6 separate regions of the Mus musculus genome follow, and all the other regions are linked to region 5. A link is a loop called in an ENCODE intact Hi-C map of the cell type or tissue named here. Cell type or tissue: heart. All regions are shown on one strand.

The links. A loop is a pair of places that touch in the nucleus more often than their neighbours do. Peaks named below come from ENCODE experiments on the same cell type or tissue, not always from the same donor. Only the 100,000 strongest peaks of a DNase experiment are listed, where the experiment ranks them.
Region 1: it touches region 5 in a loop (2.2-fold over the local background); 4 of 42 quality-filtered maps call a loop at or near these places.
Region 2: a loop joins it to region 5, with 2.5 times the contacts of the local background. A loop is called at or near these places in 15 of 42 quality-filtered maps.
Region 3: a loop joins it to region 5, with 2.3 times the contacts of the local background. A loop is called at or near these places in 16 of 42 quality-filtered maps.
Region 4: a loop joins it to region 5, with 7 times the contacts of the local background. A loop is called at or near these places in 29 of 42 quality-filtered maps.
Region 6: a loop joins it to region 5, with 4 times the contacts of the local background. A loop is called at or near these places in 32 of 42 quality-filtered maps.

Annotation. Positions count from the first base shown.
Region 1 is chr11:70,450,459-70,454,458 of GRCm38, forward strand. It overlaps Med11 (mediator complex subunit 11), which reads left to right and starts at 1,460. Exons shown (of 3, transcript NM_025397.3): 1 at 1,460-1,605; 2 at 1,750-1,880; 3 at 2,644-3,274. The coding sequence starts at 1,521. The coding sequence ends at 2,781. It also overlaps a transcript of Cxcl16 not described here. In heart, a CTCF peak has its summit at 1,800; DNase peaks (open chromatin) are centred at 1,733 and 2,913; H3K4me3 peaks cover 1,679 bases; H3K27ac peaks cover 1,550 bases.
Region 2 is chr11:70,408,424-70,412,423 of GRCm38, forward strand. It overlaps Pelp1 (proline, glutamic acid and leucine rich protein 1), which reads right to left and starts at 1,608. Exons shown (of 17, transcript NM_029231.4): 1 at 1,341-1,608. The coding sequence starts at 1,589. In heart, no CTCF peak of the experiment used is centred here; a DNase peak (open chromatin) is centred at 1,688; H3K4me3 peaks cover 2,219 bases; H3K27ac peaks cover 1,660 bases.
Region 3 is chr11:70,429,673-70,433,672 of GRCm38, forward strand. It overlaps Arrb2 (arrestin, beta 2), which reads left to right and starts at 2,908. Exons shown (of 15, transcript NM_145429.5): 1 at 2,908-3,081. The coding sequence starts at 3,059. In heart, a CTCF peak has its summit at 2,457 (motif pointing right); DNase peaks (open chromatin) are centred at 2,159 and 2,759; H3K4me3 peaks cover 2,023 bases; H3K27ac peaks cover 1,986 bases.
Region 4 is chr11:70,514,077-70,518,076 of GRCm38, forward strand. It overlaps Vmo1 (vitelline membrane outer layer 1 homolog (chicken)), which reads right to left and starts at 540. Exons shown (of 3, transcript NM_001013607.1): 1 at 335-540; 2 at 105-220. The coding sequence starts at 526. In heart, a CTCF peak has its summit at 2,492 (motif pointing right); a DNase peak (open chromatin) is centred at 415; H3K27me3 peaks cover 327 bases.
Region 5 is chr11:70,603,860-70,607,859 of GRCm38, forward strand. Mink1 (misshapen-like kinase 1 (zebrafish)) reads left to right here. Exons shown (of 33, transcript NM_001045964.1): 10 at 1-84; 11 at 325-394; 12 at 1,136-1,346; 13 at 2,189-2,305; 14 at 3,061-3,285; 15 at 3,483-3,656; 16 at 3,898-4,000. Among named protein-coding and RNA genes, the nearest start is that of Gm51905, 4.9 kb to the left of the region's middle. In heart, a CTCF peak has its summit at 1,528 (motif pointing left); a DNase peak (open chromatin) is centred at 1,462.
Region 6 is chr11:70,538,075-70,542,074 of GRCm38, forward strand. It overlaps Pld2 (phospholipase D2), which reads left to right and starts at 2,198. Exons shown (of 25, transcript NM_008876.3): 1 at 2,198-2,540; 2 at 2,771-2,880; 3 at 2,989-3,119; 4 at 3,223-3,365; 5 at 3,741-3,846; 6 at 3,927-3,992. The coding sequence starts at 2,772. In heart, a CTCF peak has its summit at 1,967; DNase peaks (open chromatin) are centred at 2,027 and 3,047; H3K4me3 peaks cover 2,066 bases; H3K27ac peaks cover 2,130 bases; H3K27me3 peaks cover 226 bases.

The sequences.
Region 1 (4,000 bases), 150 kb before region 5:
CTTCCAGGGCTGGAGAGATGGCTCAGTGGTTAAGAGCAATGGCTGCCCTTTCAGAGGAACCTGTTCAATTCCCAGCAACCACACAGTACCTCAAAACTGCCTACAGCTCCAGTTCTAAACAATCCAATGTCCTCTCTAACCTCCATGAGCAATGCATGCACATCACTCACAGACACACATACAGATACAAAATACCCTTACTCACCAAATTAAATAAATAAATCTTGGTGGGCAGTGGTGATGCACACCTTTAATCCCAGTACTCAGGAGACAGAGGCAGGCGGATCTTGGTGAGTTCGAGGACAGCCTGACCTACAGAGCAAGTTCCAAGACAACCAGGGCTACAAAGAGAAACCTTGTCTCAAAAAAACCAAATAAAATAAAATAAGCTAACAAACACCATTGAGTGAGAGAACATTTCATTTATCTCTATATCCATAGAGCCTAGCACACCTAATTGATAATCAAAGACAGAAAGGTCGAGGGAAGGAACCAGGACATGAGAATGAGCTGGGCTCAGGATCAGGAAGAAGCCTTAGGCACGGAGAATGTCATGCTTTCCTTGGGAGAGGTTGGCCACCAAAGAGCCCATGACTACCCAGTATGGAGGAACCCACTTGAACTCCCACTGTCATCACCTGGCCCAGGGCCAATGCTTAATAATAAATTCTTATAAATTCAGTAAGTCAGACAGTTAACTAAATCAGAGAGGTCTGAGTGGCTTTGGGCCACAGGGCTGTTTCAGTGGTGGCTCATATCTTTAATCCCAGTATTTAGGGAGGCAGAGGCAGTGATACTCAATTTGTGGGGAAGGGGGTGAGGGGAAGACTAGTGCCCAAGTCATGTCTGGCCACCCTTCTTTAATAAGCCAATTAAAAATGGAAAGTTAAAAAAGGAGACGTATCCAATGTGGCCACATTGGGAAGAGTGACAAAGAGATCCGGCAAGCCCCCTCAAGTCAGTCTTCAGGGTGCTAACGCAACATCAAAGTTTAAATAGAGCAAGGTTGTGCACATCTAAGTACCCCACCCCCACCCGCACCCCCACCCTCAGTCAAGGTGTGTGGTCACACCCATCACTGACTATTCATTATCTGGGCTTCAGTCTCATCCTGTAAAGTGGTCTGACAAGTTGTTAGAACTGTGTAAAATCTCTTTCTGGAAGACAAGTTCTGATAGTCAAGACTGAAGAGATACAAGTATCTCTTTAAACTATCTTCATTTTTGACAGACCTATTACACCAGAGGATCTCTATGAGTTCCAGGCCAACTTGGTCTAAACTGAGATCCTGTCAGAAAACAAGTCAATAACCGCCTCTTTCCACCCCTGTCTGGCCTGGCATTAGCGCCCTGGCAGTCAGACTAGACCAGGTAGACTCGGAAGGGCGAGGCCGCGCTGAGCATCCTGGGAATTGTAGTGTTCGCTGCAGTGGCCTCTGCGCAGGCGCACATTAACAGGCATTTCCGGGCTGTGGCGCCACACCTCGCAAAAGACGGCCTGTGGGGCTTTCCACTGGAACGATGGCTACCTACAGTCTGGCGAACGAGCGGCTGCGCGCCCTGGAGGATATCGAGCGTGAAATCGGCGCCATCCTCCAGAACGCAGGTTCGGGAAGCGAGGGGCAGACGGCAAGGGGTGAAGACCAGCCCGGGACTCTGCGTGCAGTTGGGGCGGGACCTGAATGCTAGCCTTAGGGCGGGGCTGAGTCTGAAGCCTGGGTCTGACATCGCCCTCTCCCCGCCCTGGCAGGAACGGCGATCCTGGAACTGTCCAAGGAAAAGACTAACGAGCGGCTCCTCGACCGGCAGGCGGCAGCCTTCACCACTTCTGTGCAGCACGTGGAGGCAGAGCTATCCGCTCAAATCCGCTACCTCACTCAGGTGGGTGTGTCTAGAAGGTGCTGGGCGGGGACCCCAGCTCTGAACCAACGCCCTAGCCTTGGGGATTCCCTGAGCTTTAGCTAGGTAAGACTGCCTCTTACGCGATAGGTACTTTCATTTCAGGGCTGGTTTAGTCCTCTAAAAGGAAAGGATTAAAAATGTCTAGGGTGTATAAACAATACCCTAGGCATACCAGCTGGCACAGGCCGGTATTCTGAGCTACTTAAGTGCCTGAGGCTGGAAGATCACAAGTTCAAAACTTGTCTGGGCAATTCAGACCCAGTAGGTCAGAAAGAGAGTTGGAGCTCTGTGTTAGAGCACTTACCTACCATAAAGAGGCCCAGGTACTGAAATAAATAAATAAAAATAAATAAATAAATAAATACTGAAGCTACCGAACGTTGTTCCCAGAAACTTGTGAGGCCATATTTGCTTGGGGACTAAGAAGACAGACATCGCTAAGAGGCTTCCAGAGTCTTTACTCCAGCTGCTACTGTTTACTGACATCTGTGGTGTGCTGGGCATATCCTAAAACTCTAGGAAGTATTCGCTGTGGTCCCTATTTCATAGATGAGGTTCACACAGTGGTTAAGCTTTTTCTTTTTTTTTTTTTTTTGTTGTTGTTGTTGTTGCCTTAGAACACTGAGTTACCAGTCAACTAATGTAGATCAAACTTGGGAAAGATGTGAGACCAGAGAAATAATACTGCCCGGTTGTGGGTGGTAAAGAGAGGCAGTACCCCATTGATTGATCTGACTTGTAGGTGGCCACAGGGCAGCCGCATGAGGGCTCCAGCTACTCTTCCAGGAAGGACTGTCAAATGGCTCTAAAGCGAGTAGACTACGCCCGCCTCAAGATTAGTGATGTGGCGAGAACCTGTGAGCAGATGCTGGAGAACTGAGTTCGGATGATCCAGAGTGTGCCCTGCACCAGAGACCGTAGGATGGGGAGCAGTGCATCATACACGTGCCCTACTGGTCAGGGCAGACGAGGACCACAAGGCAGAAAGGAGAACTGAAGAATCCAAAGCCCCAGTGTACACACATCTCTTCTGACTCTTCCAGCAAGACGGCCCTGTTTTCCACTATGCAAGATCAGACAGAGGTCAGAGGTCAACTCCCAACCCACTTCCTCATGTGCACCCTGCCCTGGAGTTTCAGAAGACTTGGCCCAATAAAAATAAATGTGTTCTTATAAGCACACACAGTGGCTCACACCTGTAGGCCCGGTACTTGGGAAGTAGAGGTGGGAAGATTGCTGTAGTTTGAGACCAACCTGGGCTAAGTACATAGAGGGACCCTCCTTCAAAAGGGGAAGTTATGTTCCTCATTGGAAGAAACAAAACAGGAACTAAGTGTTTTAATAATAAAAGCTGTATTTTTTTATAAAGCTAAGAGTCTCTCTCTCGCTCTCTCTCTCATATGTATGAGGCTCCAAGAGACTGAGGACTCGAGTCCTGTCTACACAGCATCAGCCCAGTCTATATAGCATCAGCGTGGCGGCTGTGAGGAGGGGAGTGAGAAAGCCCAGGCTTCAGTGTGGGGTTGGAGAACAGCTGATGGAGTCTCAAGAGAGACTTATGGCCAGGGGGCACCATCAGCAGTTCTGAAGGGACAAAGACCCAGAGTCTGCAGAAGTCACTAATTCTAAAAAAACATTTGCCAAGATTTATTTTATGTGTATGAACAATGGTTTTGTTATTGTATGTATATGTGTACCACGTATATAAATGGTGTCTGTGGAGGTCAGAGGGGGTTGTCAAGTCCCCAGGAACCGGAGTTGCGGATGGTTGTGGGCCACCATGTGAGTCCTTTAGAGTCTTGAACAATATCTGAAACCTGTTGACTTATCTCTCCAGCCCTCAGCCAATTGGTCTAAAAGTAATCTTTAGTATTACAGTTAAAAACAGAATTTGTCCAGTTTATTGTTACACTATGCAAAAAGCAGACACTTTTTAAAATTGATCTGGTAGTGGGAGGGTTGAACCTAGAACTTTACACATGCTAAGCAGGCACTGTACCTTGGGACTGCACTTTTGAACCACGTATTTGAGTGTTACATTTTATTAGACGTGGGGGAAGGCTAAGGGCAGAGGGGCTATTCATATATTATTAGTTGTA
Region 2 (4,000 bases), 200 kb before region 5:
CTGAAGTAAAAGTGCATCACAACAAAAACTCAGGTCACTGAAAAAAAATCAGAGAGATTTCTAAAACACACAAAACAAACAAAAGACCATTAGGAGGGCAGATTTAACTGTAGTATTCCCAACTGTCTGAGGAGTACAATGAATATAAGCCACCCAATCCTGCCTTCCAGAGCCCATCCGAAAGCCAGCCATAGTAGTATAAGCATCTATAATCGCAGCGTCCCCTACTGAGAAACACAAGGTAAAACCAAAGAGCATCAACATAAACACTCGGGCTAGACAGTCCACCACTGGCAAGAGACCTTGTCTTGACACAGGAACCTTAGGACCTAAACGTTCCTATGACTTTGATGTGTGCACCGTTGCTACCCTTGGCCCATAACCACTAACATAAACACACATACAGCTGAACAAGATGGCGGATGCCCAGCCACAGGCAGCTGGATCTCGGGGAGTTCTAGGCCAGCCTGGTCTACATAGTTCCAGACCAGCCAGAGCCACATAGTGAGACTTTGCCTCCATAAGAAAAAAAAAAAAAAAAAAAAAAAGGCAGAACTTCACAGACTGCTTATGGAAGTGTGTAAGAAACCACATATCGAGGATGGCACTTGGGTTTCTAGCTTGTAGGAACTGAACGCATGTGAATATTTTGTGCACAGGCTCCTAACCAGGTAGACAACATATTGTCTACCGCCTACCTCACCAGCCTCAACTCTACCCACTCTCTTTAACCACCTAAACCCCGAACCCAAACATTGCCCTCATTTTCCAACCCGTCCTACACGAGTGTTCCTCTAACGTTTCAACTACCCCTTCTAATTTTCTTTCACTACCTAACCCCTGTTCATCTTAAACTCCAGGTCTTTTGGAGAAATCTCTAAATACTCTCTCTACACCGGTTTAGGAAACTCATACCAGATTTAGTTTCGTGTTATGGCATTTTGCTCATCGCCACTATGACTGGAATTGGAGCGCCGAGTAGGAAGGGGTAGGCCCTTGGCTGAGAGCTAGTAAATGTTTGTGTTCAATTACCCTGGGAAAACGCCGCCAAAAGAAGTTTCGCTGAGGACTGAACTAGTCAGGGGACCTGGGATGGAACCGAGCCCCTTCATTGCTTTGTGCTTATCAATGACCTAACAGAAAAGGGGCCTAATACTGCTCTGGGGAACGCGCAGGTAATGAAGTCTGTGGATCGCGTCCTCAATGGTTAAGTGGCTCTATTCTCCACTCTCGGCTCTCCTCGAGCTCACAGCTCCAGTGTCAGCTTCAGGAAGGCGGGACCACGGTGCCCAGCCGCCTCACCAGCCTTTCCACGGTGACCGCGGGAGCCACAGACTTACCTGCGCCCCACCTGCCGTCCCATGCAGCCTCAATAAGCACATGAGCCCGGGCAAATGCGGGGCCCACTGGATTGGGGGATGCACAGGGGCCACGGGGGACGCCGTTCGCGGCTGTAACAACCCGGAAATGCTCTCTAACAGCAGCAGACGCAGACGCGGGCCGGATCCCACCGCAGAGAGACCCCCGGGCCCGCCAGGAGCCCCAGCTGGGGAGCCCGCAGAGGCCCCACTAAGAACGGCCGCCGCCATCTTCACAGGCTCGAGCAATGGCGTGGCGTGATGACGCAAACATAAGTGCGACGCACGCCGCTCGGGGAGGGGTCTTGAGGAGGGGGCTGCGGCCTGCTGGGCTGGATGAATGAGGGCTGGCGCCCTGCGGCAGGAGGGGGCATGCGCAATGTGGGCGAGCGCCAGCGTTGGGGCGGCTTGCAAACTGCTAACCCGGGCTGAGCGCTGTAGGGCGGGGCGGAGGCGTTGCTGCGCAGGCCGGACACGTGGTCTGCAGGAAAGGCGCGGGAGTCTGAAAGATCTCAGTCCAGCGTGGCTTCTGGTCACCTTCTCCCTGGGCTTAGTAATCCTATCTAAGGAGCCAACCCCAAGTCTGAAATCTGGAACGTTCTAAACTGCTTTTCCAACAATGGAAAAACAAGCTCAAACAGTGCACATGCCACAAAGTAGCAGAGGTGTCACTCTGTCCCCAAGACACACCCACAGTCATTTGTGTATTTACATTACTATACACAGTTGTTTTGTTTTTTGAGACAGGGCCCTGGCTGTTCTGGAAATCACTTTGTAGACCAGGCTGACCTCCAACTCAGAAATCCACCTGCCTCTGCCTCCCTAGTGCTGGGATTAAAGGCGTGCGCCACCACGCCCGGCTAACCTATCACTTTCAAAGGCCTCAGCATTGCCTTATTTCCTCCCTCTGCAGTCTGTACACCACACAAAAGCCGAATTGGGCTTTTCTGATATAAGCCAGTTCTTTGTTTTGTTGTTTTTGCTTTTTAACAGGCTGGCCTCAGACATGATGTGGCAATATTCCTGCCTCAGGCTCACAAGTTCAAATGCTGACATTACAGATTGGAGCCAAGAAAGCTTGTCCTTCCCAGTTTAGAGTCCTTCTGTAGCTTCTAGAGATAAGAATATTAACTGGGTGGTGGTGGCACACGCCTTTAATCCCAGCATATTGGGAGGCAGACGCAGGCAGATTTCTGAGTTCAAGGCCAGCCTGGTCTACAAAGTGAGCTCCAGGACAGCCAGGGCTACACAGAGAAACCCTGTCTCAAAAAAACAAACAAAAAAAGATAAGAATATTTCCCTACACAGACTAGAATCTATACCACCTGACCTCAGGCTGTACAAGCACTTCTTTCTTCCTCTGGTCTTTTGTTGTTTTGTTTTAGGGGTGGAGAGATGTTTGAGGTTTTGTTTTGTTTTGTTTCTTCTCCTAGTCTTGGACTAAACTAGCCTTCTTTCTATCCTCCAGCAACATCAATTCCAAGGCCTTTGCACAGACTTCCAATTTTGCCGACAGGCTTGTTGCCATTCTTAGAAAAGTTTTTCTTCCAATCTCTATCACACACACACACACACACACACACACACACACACATACACATACACACACTTTTAAAGTCAAGGTAACCTCCCCTTGAAGGTAACTTCCTATGAAATTAAGGATGGGGTCTGGGGATATGGCTCAGTGGTTAAGAGCACTGACTGCACTTCCAAAGGTCCTGAGTTCAAGTCCCAGCAACCATATGGTGGCTCACAACCATCTGTAATGAGATCTGACTCCCTCTTCTAGAGTGTCTGAAGATAGCTACAGTGTACTTACATATAATAAATAAACAAATAAATAAATAAATAAATAAATAAAAATTAAGGATGGCATCAAATTTCTGACTCTCCTAGCTCTCCCTCCCAAGCACTGGGATCCCAGGCCTGTGCCACCACACCCAGTTCCCTCTGTGCTAGGGCTGGAACCCAGGGCCTTATGCATGCTCCGTAGGCATTTGACCAAGTGAGCTAAATCCTGGTCCTTATTTTTGACTTTTTCTTCCATTTCAATTGTGTGTGTGTGTGTGTGTGTGTGTGTGTGTGAGAGAGAGAGAGAGACAGAGACAGAGACAGAGACAGACAGAGAGAGACAGAGACAGAGGCATGGAGAAAGGAGATTTTATTTTGGAGGTACTTTGAGACAAGGTCTCTCTATGTAGGCCAGGCTGACCTCAAGCTTGCAGCAAATGATGAACCAGCCTGACTCCATCTTAAGATTGAAAGCCATCTTATTACAAGGTCAAACTAAGCTCATCCTGTCTTCTATGAGACTTGGGTTTGACCATGCCGTGACCTATTTTCTGAAATTTGACATGTTCCACACCCTATACCCTAATCTCCACCCTGATGAGATGTTCTGCCAAATAATTTTGAAATGGTCTGGCAAGTTCCTACATAACCAAAAACTCTTGGAAAAATCTCCTATCCTTGCAGTTTGTGGGGCTAATATGAGCTTGCTTAACTCAACTAAAAGAATTTGGGTAATGATCTTTGTTCTCGTTTACTGGGATTAACACAATCTCCCTGCTTCTGCTTGTTGGGTACTGGTATTAAAAGATTCATCACCACCACCACCACACCCAGCTCTCCGCCTGCTCCAA
Region 3 (4,000 bases), 170 kb before region 5:
TCTGAGTTCAAGGCCAGCCTGGTCTACAGGGTGAGTTCCAGGACAGTCAACAACAACAACAATATGGTGGTTAATCTCAGTTGTCAATTTGATGAGATCTACTCATCTGAGAAGTGATCTACAATCATATCTTCTATTGTCTGCCTATGCAAGAATAGTTGTATTAGGTTGATTGAGGTGTGAAGACTCTTCCACCATGGATGGCATCATTCCCTGAACTTTATTTTTTAAGTAGCACTTGTATTAATTGTGTGTTTGTGTAACAGGGGCCTTCAAGCCATGGCATTTGTGTGGCTGTGTGGCTGTCAGAGACCAACTTGTGTGTGAGGGTGGGGGTGGGGAATAGGGATTGGGTCTCTCCTTCCACCGTGTAAATCCTGGGGATTGAACGCAAGCAGGTCATTAGAGTTGACATTAAGTGCATTTACCCACTAAGCTATACAGATTTCATGCTGTACTGACCATTGTCTTTCTCCTTGCTGTAGACAAAAGCTCATTATTTTATTGATATTGTTGTTGATTATATTTTGTTGGTGTGTGTGTGTGTTTGAGACAAAGTCTCAATTAGCCCAAACTAATTCAAACTTGATATGTGGCTGAGTATGACCTTGGCTTTTTGATCCCCCACTCACCACCACACCCAGTTTTGCCAGAGATCCAATATGAGGTTTTTGTTTTTATTTTTAATTTTATGTGCACTGGTGTTTCCCCTGCGTGTGTGTCTGGGTGAGGGTGTCAGATGTTGGAGTTACAGACAGCTGTGAGCTGTGGGTACTAGGAATTGAATCCGGCTCCTCTGGAAGAGTATTCAGTGCTCTTAATCACTGAGCCATCTCTCTAGCTTCCCACAAGGGTTTTATGATTGCTAGGCGAGCACCCTGACAACTAAACTACGACCCTTGCCCCCAAATTCCACTTTAGCTATAGACTGCCTTACCTCTGAACATGATCTTTAGCAAGGGTCAAATCTGAATAAATTCATGAGTCAAAAAGCTTACTGTTAAGAACTCGAGTACATTTAAGCTGACTGTGTTGCTTCAGGAGGCAGAGGCAGGGGGACCCCTGTGAGTTCCAGGCCACCCAGGGCTATAGAGTGAGACCTTGTCTCAAAGAATCATATTGGGGCTGAAGAGATGGCTCAGTGGTTAAGAGCACTTTTTGTTCTCACAGAGGATCTGGGTTCACTTTCTAGCACCCACGTGGAGGTTTATAACTGCCTGTAACTCTAGTTCCAGGGGATCTGATACCTCCATAGGCACTGTGCACACAAATGGTGATGACCATGCTTACATGCAGGCTAGCACTCAGACACATAAAGTGTAACACATTGTAACAATGAAAGAGCAGACTTAAAATGTGACAATAGAACGGGGGAGGGGTAAGCAGGTGTTAAACAAGGTCTATGTTTAAAAATTAAAGATGATCTGAGATTTTTTTTTCTCGTGTACATTGTTTTTCAAATGGAGAAAAGTGGAGAGAGAGGCATGAAGGTATTCCACTGAGGGGAAATGGGTAAGAGTAGAAGGAAGAGACCGAAGAGGAGAAAAACCTGTCTCTGTCAGTCACCCTTTTCACCCTCTGCCAAACCCAGTCAATGTTGCCCCAGCAACGAACCTCTAATATGGCCCCTCTGTTCCCCCTCCACTCCCTGTTCATCGTTTTCCCTTGACTAGCTTATCTTCTAGCGGTCTTGCTATGCTCTGTGTTACCGGAAAAGAGAAATCCCATCTCGACATTCCTCTGGTGAAAAACAAAATCCAATCAAATCATTGCTGGGCTGCGATTAAAGACAGAGCTTAGTGGTGAGTCCTTACCAAGCATGCGTGAGGCCTTAGCAGAAAATTACATTACATTAAATTAGATAAACACTACAGATCCTCAGGCTCTTTCTTTCACCTGCTATACAAAGCCTTCCGCAGTCTCTTCCTTCCACAGTCTGCAGCTCTCTGCCTCCTGCCATCTAACCCACAAGCACTCGTCTATAAAGAATGTCCTTTCCCCACTTCTGCCCATCCTTCAGAATGTCTGTCCTCAAATTTCCCATCCAATGGAGTGAGTGACTGCACTCCCTCCTCCCCCACGCTGGCCAAGCAAAGGCTTTTGGGCTTTTAGTTGCTTGATGTTCTGAGTCATACCTCTATTATAGCATTCCTGGGAGCATAATATAATACCTGTTCCTATGTCTCAAAGATCCCAGGAAAGTTAGGCCATGATAATTCATGTTTGGTCCCGATGGCTTGGCACAATGACTAACACGAAATGGAGAGGGAGGGAAGGATGAAGAAAATAAGAGATGGATGGAGTGGGTGAATGATAGCTAGGATAGACAGTCGAGATGACAAGGTCTGAAAAATGTTTTAATGTTTGACCCTGCACAAAAAAAAAAAAAAAAAAAAAAAAAAAAAAAAAAATCAAAGACGATACACCAGGGGGAGCTGAAGACCACAAGAACGCGGGAAAGGCAGGCCAAACGAGGCTGCAAGCTCAGGGATGAGCAGCGCGTCCCAAAGCAAGCATCATCACGCAACTGATACGGTGCATCCACGTGGGCAGCCCTTGGCCCTCAGAACTAGACAGCACTTGAGCTCATTCCCACCGCCCCCTCGATCCCGTCCCTCCTCCACTACAGTGAAAGCAAACAAAGGGGAGGTATCCCTGCAGGGCTACGGATACCAACGGCCAATCAGCTGCTTCTAATCTCCTCGAAGGCGGCCGCCTGCTTTTAAAGGGGCCCAATCTAGTTCTAAAAGCTTGAGGAGGGGCGGGGAGATCGGGAGTAGGGACGGCGCGGGGAGGCTTCCCCGAGGGAAACGGAGGGCGGAGGCGTGGGGCGGAGCCAGCTCGAGGAGGGCGGGCTGCGCCGCGGCGCGCGGGATCCGGCTGACGCAGCTGGCCCCGGCTCCCCGAGACCCAGACCGCGAGGGGAGGGGAAGGAGGAGAAAGAGTGAGGACGCGCGTGCGCAGTGGCGCGGGGAGGAGCGGGGACCTGGCAGCAGGCGAGGAGGCTGCGAGCGAGCCGCGAACCCGGCGGGCGGAGGGCGGCGAGCGCGCGCGCACCATGGGAGAAAAACCCGGGACCAGGTAAGGGAGGTGGGGCCGTGCCGCGGGGCATGGGCGGCTGCTCGTGGGGTGTGCCAGGTTGATCCACAGACAAGGACACCGGGGAAGAAACCCCGGGGCCGGACGCCTGGGTCCCTAGAGGGTAGCGGTCCGGGGCCGCAAGCCTTGGTCCTTGAGATATTGGAGTGGAGCGTGCGTGCTAGGGCTCCTGCAAAAAGCAAGACCTGATGGGGATCGGGAAACCCACGCCTGGGTTCTCGCAGAGATGTAGGAGTCGGACTACTGGGTTCTCTGTGCAGGCTGTGATGCAAGGGCGGAGGAAGGAGGAGCAGGTGGCCGGCCCCGAGGGGTTGTGTGCTGGGAGACTGGATGCTGGGAAGGGATTCCCCTAGACTCGTGCCCAACCAATGGAAAGCCTCCTGCCCAATACCCCACAGTCTGATTGCTCCCACCTGTCCCAAGGGCCCGATAGCTCTGCTACCAAACTTCTGCCTTCTAGGTTGCTAGGAGCAACAGCTTCTTCTTGAGAGAGAAGAGTGTGTAGGGACCCTCGCTGAAATTGGACTGTATTCCTCTCCTGGGGGTGGAGGGGAGAGGTAGTATCTCCCCTGGACACACATCCTCTCCCCGGATGTTCTCTGTGCAATCGAAGCTCCTTCCTTCCACTGATACCAGAGTTCTCTTTTTTGGTCTATAGCAAAATCCACTTCCTGTTGTGACCCAACACCCCCAAGAGGACATGGGGTGAATGCTTGAGTTCCAAAGGAGCAAGAGCTAAAGAATAGGTAGGGGCTATGTGCCTCAAGCCGGAGAGGACCAAGAATAAGGGCCTGATTATGAGCAGTGACTTCTGCAAAACATGGGATCAACCCCACCACTCCCACTGCCCTTAGAGTATGAGAAAGTAGGCATCTCAGCATTAAGAAGACCAATATCTGAG
Region 4 (4,000 bases), 90 kb before region 5:
TTTGTCCTAGGAGAGTGTCCTTCCCATTCAGGAGTGAACCCAGAGCTTTACAAACACTAGATAAATGCTTTCTACCCCGTTGGGTCTTTGGTCCCTAATCTCACCTTCCGGACTGGGACTCCACGACGTGGGTGTTTTTCTGTGAGTTCCCTCGAGTGCAGTGTAGCCGGATCCCATTCAGAGCTGTGTCATCTCCAGGAATGCCTTGAGGGGGCTCCACCTAGGTCAGGAGGGAAGCAGAAGTGAGGTCCACTGAGAGGATTCTCCTTCTCACGTTCAGCTCTGCAATCTGGCACATCTTTGCCCTTTCTAAGACCCAGGTCTGAACCTTCACCTTGACAGAGAACCCACTGGCAAAGTATCCATCAGGACACATCTCAGGCCAGGCCCAATCACCCCAGGTACCACCGTTGGTCACGTCAACGATCGATGCATAGCGTGGTTCTACGTGAACTTGAATCTGTGCATGTCCATAGCACATCACCCCCAGCAGCAGTAACAGCCTGGCTCCAGCCTGCAACTCCATCCTGCATGACCTATGAATCTGGTCACTTAGATGGATTTATATCAGTCCTGGCCCTATCAAGATTCAGGTTGCAGCTCTCTACCAGCCCTGTCCTTTCATGGCTCAGATTGCGGAAGAATGACCAGGATTAAGTGACATTCAAAACTAATCTGCTCCAGTCCAGGAACCCTGAAGATTTGCGGCCCCCAGGAGTTAGGGAAGGGAGGGCAGTAGAAGCCACTGAGTTTAAATTAGGGCCTACTGAATACTTAACACTAGCTCCAGGTATATTTCATGTAATCACCGCAATGATTGTAGAAGATAGAAATTATATTTCCTAGTTAGTAGATGAGAGAGCTGTAAGTAACTTGCCACCCCCACCCCTACCCCAGTAAACTGAGGGAAATCCCAGCACTGGCAATGGAAGCCAAGGCTGGAGACTGCAGTGATTCTAGGAAAATTTGCCAGGGATAGGATTAGGCAGGAGACAGTGTGAGGATGAGAGACAACCCTACAGGATGTAGAAAAGAATACTGTTAACATAGATCACGGCTGGGAAGGATAAGGGCTGGGAAAAGGTCTTCTTAAGGCTGTGGCTCTGATTCTTTGAGAATCTTGGACACCAGATACACCCAGAGAGACAGGATCTTCCTCTGGAACCCAGGTTGTCCTGAAATACTGTATGTGGCAGTCGTTTTGTTTTGTTTTGTTTTGTTTTATCAAGATAGAGTTTCTCTGTATTGTTGGGAGCGACCCTGTTTGAATGTTAACTGCCTTGTCAGCCATAAGTGCTTGCCGGCACAAAGTCTTGGCCTCTGTGGGAAAGTACTAGCCCAGCTGAGTACAAATAGACATAGATCCTGAAGTCAGTGGAAAACAAAGAGCTATAAATCTTGTGGATAGGTGCCTATTAACCCATTCTGTTCTGATCTTCTTGCTGAACTGTTTACCCAGTCAACATCCTGTTCCTGGGAATAGGTGCACTACTCAGAGACAAAGCGACCCCACTTCACCCCCTTCCTGCTCCTATGAGTATATAACCTGTGTGGGAAAAATAAAAATTTGTCAGCTTGTCTTGTTCTTTGTATCTCTTTGTCCCCCCATTCTCTTCCAGGTGCCTCTCAAGTGCCTGTTCGACTGTCCCTCGGGTCGGGACACTGTATAGCCCTGGCTGTCCTGGAACTTACTCTGTAGATCAGGCTGGCCTCGAACTCAGAAATCTGCCTGCCTCTGCCTCCTTAAGTGCTGGGATTAAAGGCATGAGACACCACTGCCTGGCGTTAGCAGTCTTACTTAGGGTTTCTATTGCCACAGTGAAACACCATGACCAAAAGCAAGCTGGGGAAGAAAGGGTTTATTTGGCTTACATTCCCACTGTAGGAACTCTAGCATGGCAGGAACCTGGAGGCAAAAGCTGATGAAAGGCCATGGAGGGGTGCTGCTTACTGGCTTGCTCCTCATGGCTTATTCAGCCTGCTTTTTTATAGAGCCCAGGACCACCCACAACAGACTGGGCTCTCCCCCATCAATCGCTAACTAAGAAAATGCAGGCTTGCCTGCAGCCATATCTTATGGCACTTTTTCTTTTTAAAGATTTATTTATTATTATATCTAAGTACACTGTAGCTGTGTCTTCAGATGCACCAAAAGAGGGCGTTAGATCTCATTGCGGATGGTTGTGAGCCACCATGTGGATGCTGGGATTTGAACTGAGGATCTTCGGAAGAGCAGTCCATGCTCTTAACCGCCAAGACCTTATGGACAGGGACTGAGATAACTAAGAACAAATAAGGCTACTCTTCCTCTGCTTCTTGTATTCTTTAAGATACGATGAAACACCATTCACTATGTAGCCAAGGCTGACCTAGAACCCTTGACCCTTCTGTCTTGGCCTCCTGAGTTCTGGTGCTACATCCCCTTTATCTTGCCTTGCTTAACGGTCTAGAATCTTTTCCCAGAATGCCTTTCCTTCTATGACCAGCAGATGGACCCCTAATTCACAAAACAAGAAAACAAAACTTGGCTGGATTTGTTAGGGGGCACCAGCCCTGATCTGCTGACCTCAGACACATTCCTCTGTTTTTTAACACATATTTATTGTAAGGCAATTTGATTTAAGAAATATTCTAAATTTCTGAAAATGACCAAGAAAAGTAAGGTGCTTGGCCAGGCCTAGCGGCTCAAGTCCATATGTGATCACAGTGGCTCAAATAGCTGAGTCGGAGGATAGAAAGTTCAAAACCAGCCTGGGATATAGGGCATGATAATGCACGCCTTTTAATCCCAGCACTCAGGAGGCAGAGGTAGGCAGATCTCTGTGAGTCTGAGACCAGCCAGATCTATGTGGTGAGTTTCAGGATAGTTGGGGATATGTCTCAACAAACAAGTAAGTAAATAAATAAAATGAACCAGGCCTATGTAAAGAGACTGTCTCAAACAAGTAAATTAATAAATTAATAAAACGAATCAACCTGAACAGTTTAAATCCTGTCTCAAAAATAAAAAAGGGGGGGGGGGGGCTGGTGAGATGGCTCAGTGGGTAAGAGCACCCGACTGCTCTTCCGAAGGTCCAGAGTTCAAATCCCAGCAACCACATGGTGGCTCACAACCATCTGTAACAAGATCTGACGCCCTCTTCTGGAGTGTCTGAAGACAGCTACAGTGTACTTACATATAATAAATAAATAAATCTTTAAAAAAAAAAATAAAAAATAAATAAAAAATAAAAAGGGGAAGGGAAAGGGGGGGGGTCGATGATGTCTACAACCCAGCACTAGAGGTGCTTCCCTGGCCCCCTTAAAAAGTCAGAAAGCCATGGATCCAGTCTTCAACGTACAGAGTGCCTGTTGTCACCAAAGCTCACATTCCAGTGAGGAAGCCAGAAGGTTCTCCTCTCTCCCCAGTGAAGCTTGAGCTGTGCACACACAGACACACAGACACACAGACACACAGACACACACACACACACACAGTACTGGGGACTGCACCTAGAGTCTTGCACATTCCAGGAAGACACTACCACTGAACTATATCCCTAACCCATTTTATACTTTAAAAAAAATTTTTTAAACGATTTTTAATGTTGTTCACAGAACAAGGCTTGATTTGATTTTTATTATTTTAAAAAGCTTAATGTTTACTTCGTTTTCTGACTCTGTATTTGTGCTGTCAACACTTACACACTGGTTTTCTGCTCCTCAATAAGGAAAGAATGCCAGATCCTGTCATGGGCATATTTAGCACAGGTGGGGTCACCCATTGTTGTTGTTGTTTTAGGCAGGTTCCCTAGGACTTTAGTTCTCAGAGCACAAACTCCTCAAAGTCTGCCTGGGCACGCACCATGTGTGGATTTGGGTGCTTTTCTAAGTTTCTTGGAATAAAGATTAACAGGGGTTCTGGATAGCCATTTCTTGTTAGAGTCTGTATTACAGGGAAACCTACAATGGTATGTCAGATGCTGGGCCTAAACATTATCACTAGAGTTGGAGTGTCCCT
Region 5 (4,000 bases):
TCCGAGACCAGCCCACGGAGCGGCAGGTCCGCATCCAGCTCAAGGACCACATCGACCGCTCGCGGAAGAAGCGGGGTGAGAAAGGTCAGTGGATGGTGGGCAGCGGGGTGTGGGTGTGGCCTCTGCCCTTTCCCCTCTCTAGCCGTGAGATCTCTGGACTTGCTTTGCCCTCCTGTACCCCAGTCTCCCTGCCCAAGGAACCCTTTCCTTAGACTTGCAGCTCCAGGGTCGGGCTGTGCACGTAGACATTCCCAGCTGAGGTCTCCCTACCCAGGCTGGAGGCTGAGGCAGTGAGTGGAAAAGTATCCATGGTCTCCTTTGCAGAGGAGACAGAGTATGAGTACAGCGGCAGTGAGGAGGAAGACGACAGCCATGGAGAGGAAGGCGAGCCAAGGTGGGTTTGGCAAGTAGAGCTGAGAGGTTGGAGTCTCTGTTGTCTGGAAGAACAGCAGTGATCCTTGCTGGGCTTTGGGGACTCTCGGGTAATGGCACATAGTGATAGAAACTTGTATGCACTGAGTCTCTAGTGATAGTGATAGAAACTTGTATACACTGAGTCTCCAGGCTGGTGAGTTGGCAAAGGCACCTGCCCAAGCTTGGTGGCTCGAGTTTAGTTCCCAGGACCCACGTGCTGAAAGGAGAGAATTCTTCCAAGTTGTCCTCTGACCTCCACTGGCTTGCTGTGGTGCACTCAGACATGCGCACATGCACCACTGACAAGCATGCACGAGCATACACAATAAATGATGTAACTGCAACACAACACAGCACAGTGCAGCGCAGCGCAGGACAGAGAGTGAAGCAGATGAACCGGGGCGAGGACGGGGTCTTAGGGCTGACAGAGGTGTGGTCTGGAATCTTTAACCTCCCAGACCAGAGATGCCAAGGTGAAGATGCTTACCCAGTCCTTGCACTTGGGGACCCGAAGCCGGCAAGCAAGTTCCAGATCAGTCTGGACTACCTAATTCAGGCCCTGTCTCAAAACAGGGAAGAGGGACAAAACAGAAGACAGATTTCCTGGCCGTTGGCAGGATGGGATGGCTGGTAGGGTTGGAGGCGTCCGCTCAGCGGGCTGCCCGGGGTGAGGACCACCAGTGTGCTTGGACTTCAGTGTGCATTTGTTCTGCTCACCCAGCTCCATCATGAATGTGCCCGGTGAGTCCACACTGCGCAGAGAATTCCTCAGACTCCAGCAGGAGAATAAGAGCAACTCTGAGGCTTTAAAGCAGCAGCAGCAGCTGCAGCAACAGCAGCAGCGGGACCCGGAGGCACACATCAAACACCTGCTGCACCAGCGGCAGCGTCGCATAGAGGAGCAGAAGGAGGAGCGGCGACGTGTGGAGGAGGTGGGTCCCCATCCTGTGTGTTGACAAGACACTGGCTGTTGGCCAGGGCAGGAGGAAGAGCAGAGTGAGACAGACCTTGCCTCGGAATTGGAGCAGACACTGGCCAGAAAGCATGTCCTGTACATCCTGGGCTACCAAAGCCAAAGGTTGCTTTTCTGTGCACGGGCACTTGGTGCCCCCTGTTGGCCAAAGGTTGACACTAACGTCCATCTCTTAGTGTTCAAGGCACAAAGGCTTGCGATGCAAGGATCATAACATGTTAGCATGTTTGTTTGGTGGCAGTCTTAGGCTTTCAACTGCTACGATAATGCACATGACCAAGTGCAACTTGGAGGAACATGGCTCCTCATGGCTTGCTTGGCCTGTTTTCCTTCTAGCACCCAGGACCACCAGTCCAAGGGTGGGACAGCCTACAGTGGGCTGGCCACTCCCGTGTCGGTCACCAGTCACGAAAATGCGCCACTAATCTCATGGAGACATTTTTCTCAATTAAGGTTCCCTCTTCTACAATCACTCTGGCTTATGTCAAGTTGCCATGGAACTAACAAGTGCTATGGGAAGAGGAAAATGGCATATCGTTCACCCACTCCGAGGGCAGCGGTTTCTGTCTAGCCCAATGTGCATAGCTACTTCAAACATCTCAAACTGAGCTCTTGGGGCCCAGGGCTCAGCTCTGGTTCAGGGCTGGGGATATATGCCTTTCTCTCCCCCGTCTCTAACACACCTGCCCTGCTCTCCATGAAGGGCAGTCCTTCCAAGGCTGCGCTGTACTAGCATCTGTTCCGATCCGATCCGACCCAATCCGATCCAATCTGTAAGACATACTACTCCTTGGTCTACAGCAACAGCGGCGAGAGCGAGAACAGCGTAAGCTACAAGAGAAGGAGCAGCAGCGGCGATTGGAAGACATGCAAGCCCTACGACGAGAGGAAGAGAGGCGGCAAGCAGAGCGGGAACAGGTATTGGTGCCAGTGCGCACGCACACACACCCGCCTCCACACCTGCCCTGCCCTGCCCTGCCCTGCCCTGCCCTGCTCCTGCTGCCTGCCTTCCTGCTCCCGGTGCCCTGGCCCTTTCGCTCCCCTGCCCCTAGATTCCTCCTATCTTTTCTAGCTTCACTCTTTCTCTGTTTTCTCCTACCCTTCAACCCCACCCTGCTCCCTGCCCTCCTGTCTCCGTGCCTTCATTCCCCATCTCTGCCCATCCTTGTCTCTGCCCTGGGGCACTATCCTTCATGTTCCCACCTGATTCCTCCTCATCCCCTGTGTCCTCTTACTCCCATCTGTGCCGCATTGCCCCCTGGGGCTCATCTAACCCTGTCCCCCTCATCCTCACCCTGCTGATCCCTTCCTTCGCCGCTGCTGCCACCCTCCTGCCGCCTCCCTCCCTCCCTCCCTCCCTGCCCCGCCCACCCCCACCCCCCAGGAATATATCCGTCACAGGCTAGAGGAGGAGCAGCGACAGCTCGAGATCCTTCAGCAACAGCTGCTCCAGGAACAGGCCTTGCTGCTGGTAACGGGGTCCCTCAGTGTCCTCGGGAAAATGCCATCCTGAACTGCTTTCCTACACTGGGATGGGAACACATCAGGGAAAGGGGCTTCCCAAGACCAGGGAAGCGGCTCCTGTCTAGGCAGTAGAGGAAAGGCAAGGAACGCCTGCTCTAACTTACACGGCCACACTCTGCTGAGCCCTCTCTCCCTACCGTTGGGCCCAGGAATACAAGCGGAAGCAGCTGGAGGAGCAGCGGCAGTCAGAGCGGCTGCAGAGACAGCTGCAGCAGGAGCACGCCTACCTCAAGTCCCTGCAGCAGCAGCAGCAGCAGCAGCAGCTCCAGAAGCAGCAGCAGCAGCAGCAGCAGATCCTGCCTGGAGACAGGAAGCCCCTGTATCATTACGGTCGGGGCATTAATCCTGCTGACAAGCCAGCATGGGCCCGCGAGGTATGCTGTCTCCTTTGTCCCCTAAGACCCCCGTCCTACCAGTCTCGCTGCCCCAGGGCTGGGATGTTGTAACAAGCACTGAGGAGGGGAAGGAGCTGAGGATGTGGGGCTGGAGTGTGTGAAGGAAGTGAGGAACCAATTGGCCTGCTGACGCCCTGCTCAGTGGCCTGCCTCCTGATGTCCCACTTGAATCACAGGTGGAAGAGAGAGCACGGATGAACAAGCAGCAGAACTCTCCCTTGGCGAAGGCGAAGCCAAGCAGTGCGGGGCCAGAGCCCCCCATCTCCCAGGCCTCTCCTAGCCCCCCAGGACCTCTTTCCCAGACTCCTCCTATGCAGAGGCCTGTGGAGCCCCAGGAAGGACCGCACAAGGTGAGTCTGTCCCCATTCCTGTCCCAACACAGACGTGGGTGGCTTTGCTTACGGCCATGAGTACATGTTTGTGCTCACTGGTGTCTTCTGCGCACTACAGGGCACATCCCCTGCATAGTGTACTTCTCCAGCCTTAGAATCCCCATCTTTGATGGGAGAGGGGACTTTTCTCAGCCCAGCGCCCAGTTTGCAGGATGTGTTACAAAGCAGGCATTCCACCCTTTCTGGTCTTCCCCTGCAGAGCCTGGTGGCACACCGGGTCCCACTGAAGCCATATGCAGCACCTGTACCCCGATCCCAGTCCCTGCAGGACCAGCCGACTCGAAACCTGGCTGCCTTCCCAG
Region 6 (4,000 bases), 66 kb before region 5:
CCACAGGTATTAGGCATGCACATGGCACACATACACACATGCAGGCAAAGTACTCATGCACATACAAAGGAAACAAAACAAAACAAAAAAGAAAAAAAAATCCACCTGCTTTTGCCTCCCAAATACTGAGATTGAAGGCATGAATGACTACTGCCCAACTGGATTTTTTTTTTAACTTAAAAAAATACTTTGTGTGTGTATGTAGGGTCTAGAGGAAAAGACAGCAGATCTCTTGTGAGTTTGAGACCAGCCTTATCTATATATAGTGATTTCAAGACCAGCCAGGACTACATAGGGCAGTGGATCTCAACCTTCCTAATGCTGTGACCCTTTAATACAATTCCTCATGTTGTAGTGAGCCCCAACCATAAAAGTATTTTCATTGATATTTTATAACTGTAATTTTGCTACTGTTATGAATTGTAATGTAAATATCTGATATGCAGGATATCTGCAGGCTGAAAAACCACTGACATAGAGGTATCCTATCTAATATATAGATATGCACATATGTATTAAGGTTTTTAATTAGGAAAAGATGAACAGATACTTTATCAAGATACTTAAGCATATGTGTAATGGTTTGTATATCCTCAGCCCTGGGAGTGTCACTATTAGAAGGTGTGGCCCTGTTGGAGTAGGTGTGTCACTGTGGGTGTGGGCTATAAGACCCTCATCCTAGCTGCCTGGAAGCCAGTATTCTGCTAGCAGCCTTCAGATGAAGATGTAGAACTCTCAGCTCCTCCTGTACCATGCCTGCCTGGGATGCTGCCATGATCCGGCCTTGATGATAATGAACCTCAGAACCTGTAAGCCAGCCCCAATTAAATGTTGTCCTTATGAGGGTTGCCTTTCATGGTGTCTGTTCACAGCAGTAAAACCCTAACTAAGACAATAGGAAATACAGTTAACGCTGTTAATATTCAGAGATGTACAATTAAGACTGCAGTGGTAAACCTTTCAGACCACTCTAATGGATAACAGGAAGGATCTATGGAATTGAATGTGCACCGTGCTATGGAGCAGCTACAACAGAAGTACCATACACTGGTTTTTAGAAATATAAAATAGAAGAGCCATTTTGGAAAGTTTTTGTATTTAATTGTTTTCTCTATTTTGGCTTTGTGTGTATAAATGTTTTGTGTGTGCAGTGGCCACAGAGGCAAGAAGAGAACATCAGATCCCCTGGGGACTGCTTGGTGAGCAGCCATGTGGGTGCTAGGAATCAGACTCAGGTCCTCAGCTCATGCACAGAGCCATCTCTCCAGCCCCGGGGTTTGTTTTTTCAGCAGTGTTTTGCTGTGTAGCCTCAGCTGGTCTCAATGCCCAAGCTTCACAATACTCTCTCCAATTCTCTGTGCTGCTGAGCTACAAACTGCCAAGCCCAGACCTCGACAGCAAACAGTAAGTTAAACATACACTTATATGACCCAGTAGTTCCACTCTAGTTGTTTACAGAAGAGGAATTAAAATAATAAGTCCACAAAAATGACTGGCACATAAATGTTTATTGGAGGTTCATTTCCAGTGAACAAAACCTAAAACAATTCAAATGATGATTCAGCGGAAATTTGGAAGGGAAAAAAAGGACAGCCTTTAGGATCTGGGGAAAAAAAGTTTTTTCCAGACTGAAATTTACAGGCGATTAGGTTCCAGGTTCCGAAATTGGTCTGTTATTGTCGCTCAGTGTCGGGCTAATCACTCCTGCGTTAAAAGAGCGTTTCAAGAATGAAGAATGCGATTTCTCATACAGCAACGAACTTGGCAGTCACTCGGCTTTTTATGCTCTTATTACCTTCCATCAACAAAGGCTATCTGTACCGGGCCCACCAAGGGGACATCTGCAGGTCCTCGCAACCCAGGCCGTTCTGCCCGGATTCCAGGCAGTGCTGGGGACCAGACTACCCAATGGCCGCGCGCGCGCGCGCGCGCAGTAGAGGAATGTGCACTACGTGGATCGCACACTGGGGGGTGCTGGACATAGCCAGCAGGTGCCCCGAGGGCAGCTGGAGGAAGAAGACAGCCCTGGGGAGTGGGCGGCCTCCGGAGTGGGCGGCCCGGGCCCGGGCGTCTCTAACGCAGGGCGGGCAGAGGACGGCGGGGGCGGGACCCAGTCGACGCGACAGTCGTGGAGGTGAGCCCTGGGGGCCTTCCCGCCCCCCGAGGGCAGGCTCTGAACCCCGGCCCCGCCCCGGCCCTCTGGGGTGTAGGCTCCTGGCTGAGTTCTGCCTGCTTGCGAACCCGCACGGGCGCCGGGGTCCGCATCCAGGGTGCGGGGGCCCGGGACGTGGCGCGGCTGAGGTCCGGAGCCCCGGGAACCGGGCGGGGACGCTGTCGGGCTGGAGCTGCAACGGCCTTCTGACTCAGCCGCTCGTCCAGATTTCGGGATCTCTCTCCTGGGCGGGGAGCGCGCAACTTCCTCATTCCCGCCCGGACCCTTGCTTCCAGCCAGTCTGACCTGACTTCGAGCCTCGCTGTCACCAGGGCTCCTCCCTTGGACTTAACCTCGCCCCAGTTCGAGGCCATCCCACCTTAGCTAGGTGCTTTTTTGGACCTGAATTTGGAATGAGAAGCGGGGCTGAGAGGCTCTGGTTGAAGGCTGGGGGAGGGAATGGAGGTTGCAGGGGTGGGTGTTAGAGGGGCGTCGGTCTACAACCCTAGACGTTGAGAGTCACTGAGTAAGACGGGAGAGGACCGACCGGGGGCGTTGGATGGGGAAGGGGTGTTTCTGTAGGGCGAGTCCCTTCCTGAGGCTTCCTCATATTCCTAGGATGACTGTAACCCAGAAGAACCTCTTTCCCTATGGGGACTATCTGAACTCCAGCCAGTTGCACATGGAGCCAGATGAGGTTGACACTCTGAGGGAAGGAGAGGATCCAGGTATAGAGGGAGATGGCTCCCAGAGAGGGGAGATAGGGATCTGAGGCCTCCTGAGATCTTTACACCCTTGGGTTGTTTTGTTTTTGTTTTGCTTTTTTCCCCTCCCAGCTGATCGAATGCATCCCTATCTGGCCATCTATGACCTTCAGCCTCTGAAAGCACACCCCTTGGTGTTCGCCCCTGGGGTCCCTGTTATAGCCCAGGTGGTGGGCACCGAAAGATACACCAGCGGATCCAAGGTCAGTCACCAGCGGATACCAGGGAAGGCGAGAGAGGGAGTCCTGGCCCAAGTGGAGGCCTGGGTTGGGCCAGAAGACATATTTTAGATTTTCATATCCCCAGGTGGGAACCTGTACTCTATATTCTGTTCGCTTGACGCATGGTGACTTTACCTGGACAACCAAGAAGAAGTTCCGACACTTTCAGGAGCTGCATCGGGACCTCCAGAGACACAAAGTCTTGATGAGTCTGCTCCCTTTGGCTCGGTGAGTAGAACTCGGTTGCTTCCCGTGAAAGGCAGGTACTTCTCACCCCATGGCAGCCTCACTCACTCCTGTCTGTCTGACTCTTATCCCCTGGGCATTTTCCTTCCTCAGCTCTGTGCCGTGCCCCCTCCCTTGTCCCTGGTTCCCAGGAAACTTTCCCTGCTTGGATCTCCTCCATAGTACTGTGCCAATATTTTAGCCAGGCTGGATGCCCAGAATTGTCCTTAGCAACCCCCTCCTCCCAGTTGTCTCCATTCCCAGGACAGAGACCCTTTCTTTCTTCTGCCTTTCTTCTTTCTTTCTTTCTTCTGCTAGCCTTTCTTCCTCCAAGGCCCCGTCTCCAGCTCCTTCTTGAGTCTTCTCTCATCTCTGTAGCTTTGCTGTGACCCATTCTCCAGCCCGAGAGGCAGCCGCCGAGGATATACCCTCCCTACCCCGAGGAGGTTCTGAGGGCTCTGCCAGACACACAGCCAGCAAACAGGTATGCAGCAGGTCCTGTAGCAAGGTGTGCAGTATGCAAAAGGTTCTGGCTACATCTGTTTCTTTTCCGTCTCCCTTCAGAAATACTTGGAAAATTACCTCAACCGCCTCCTGACCATGTCTTTCTATCGCAATTACCACGCCATGGTAAGGTC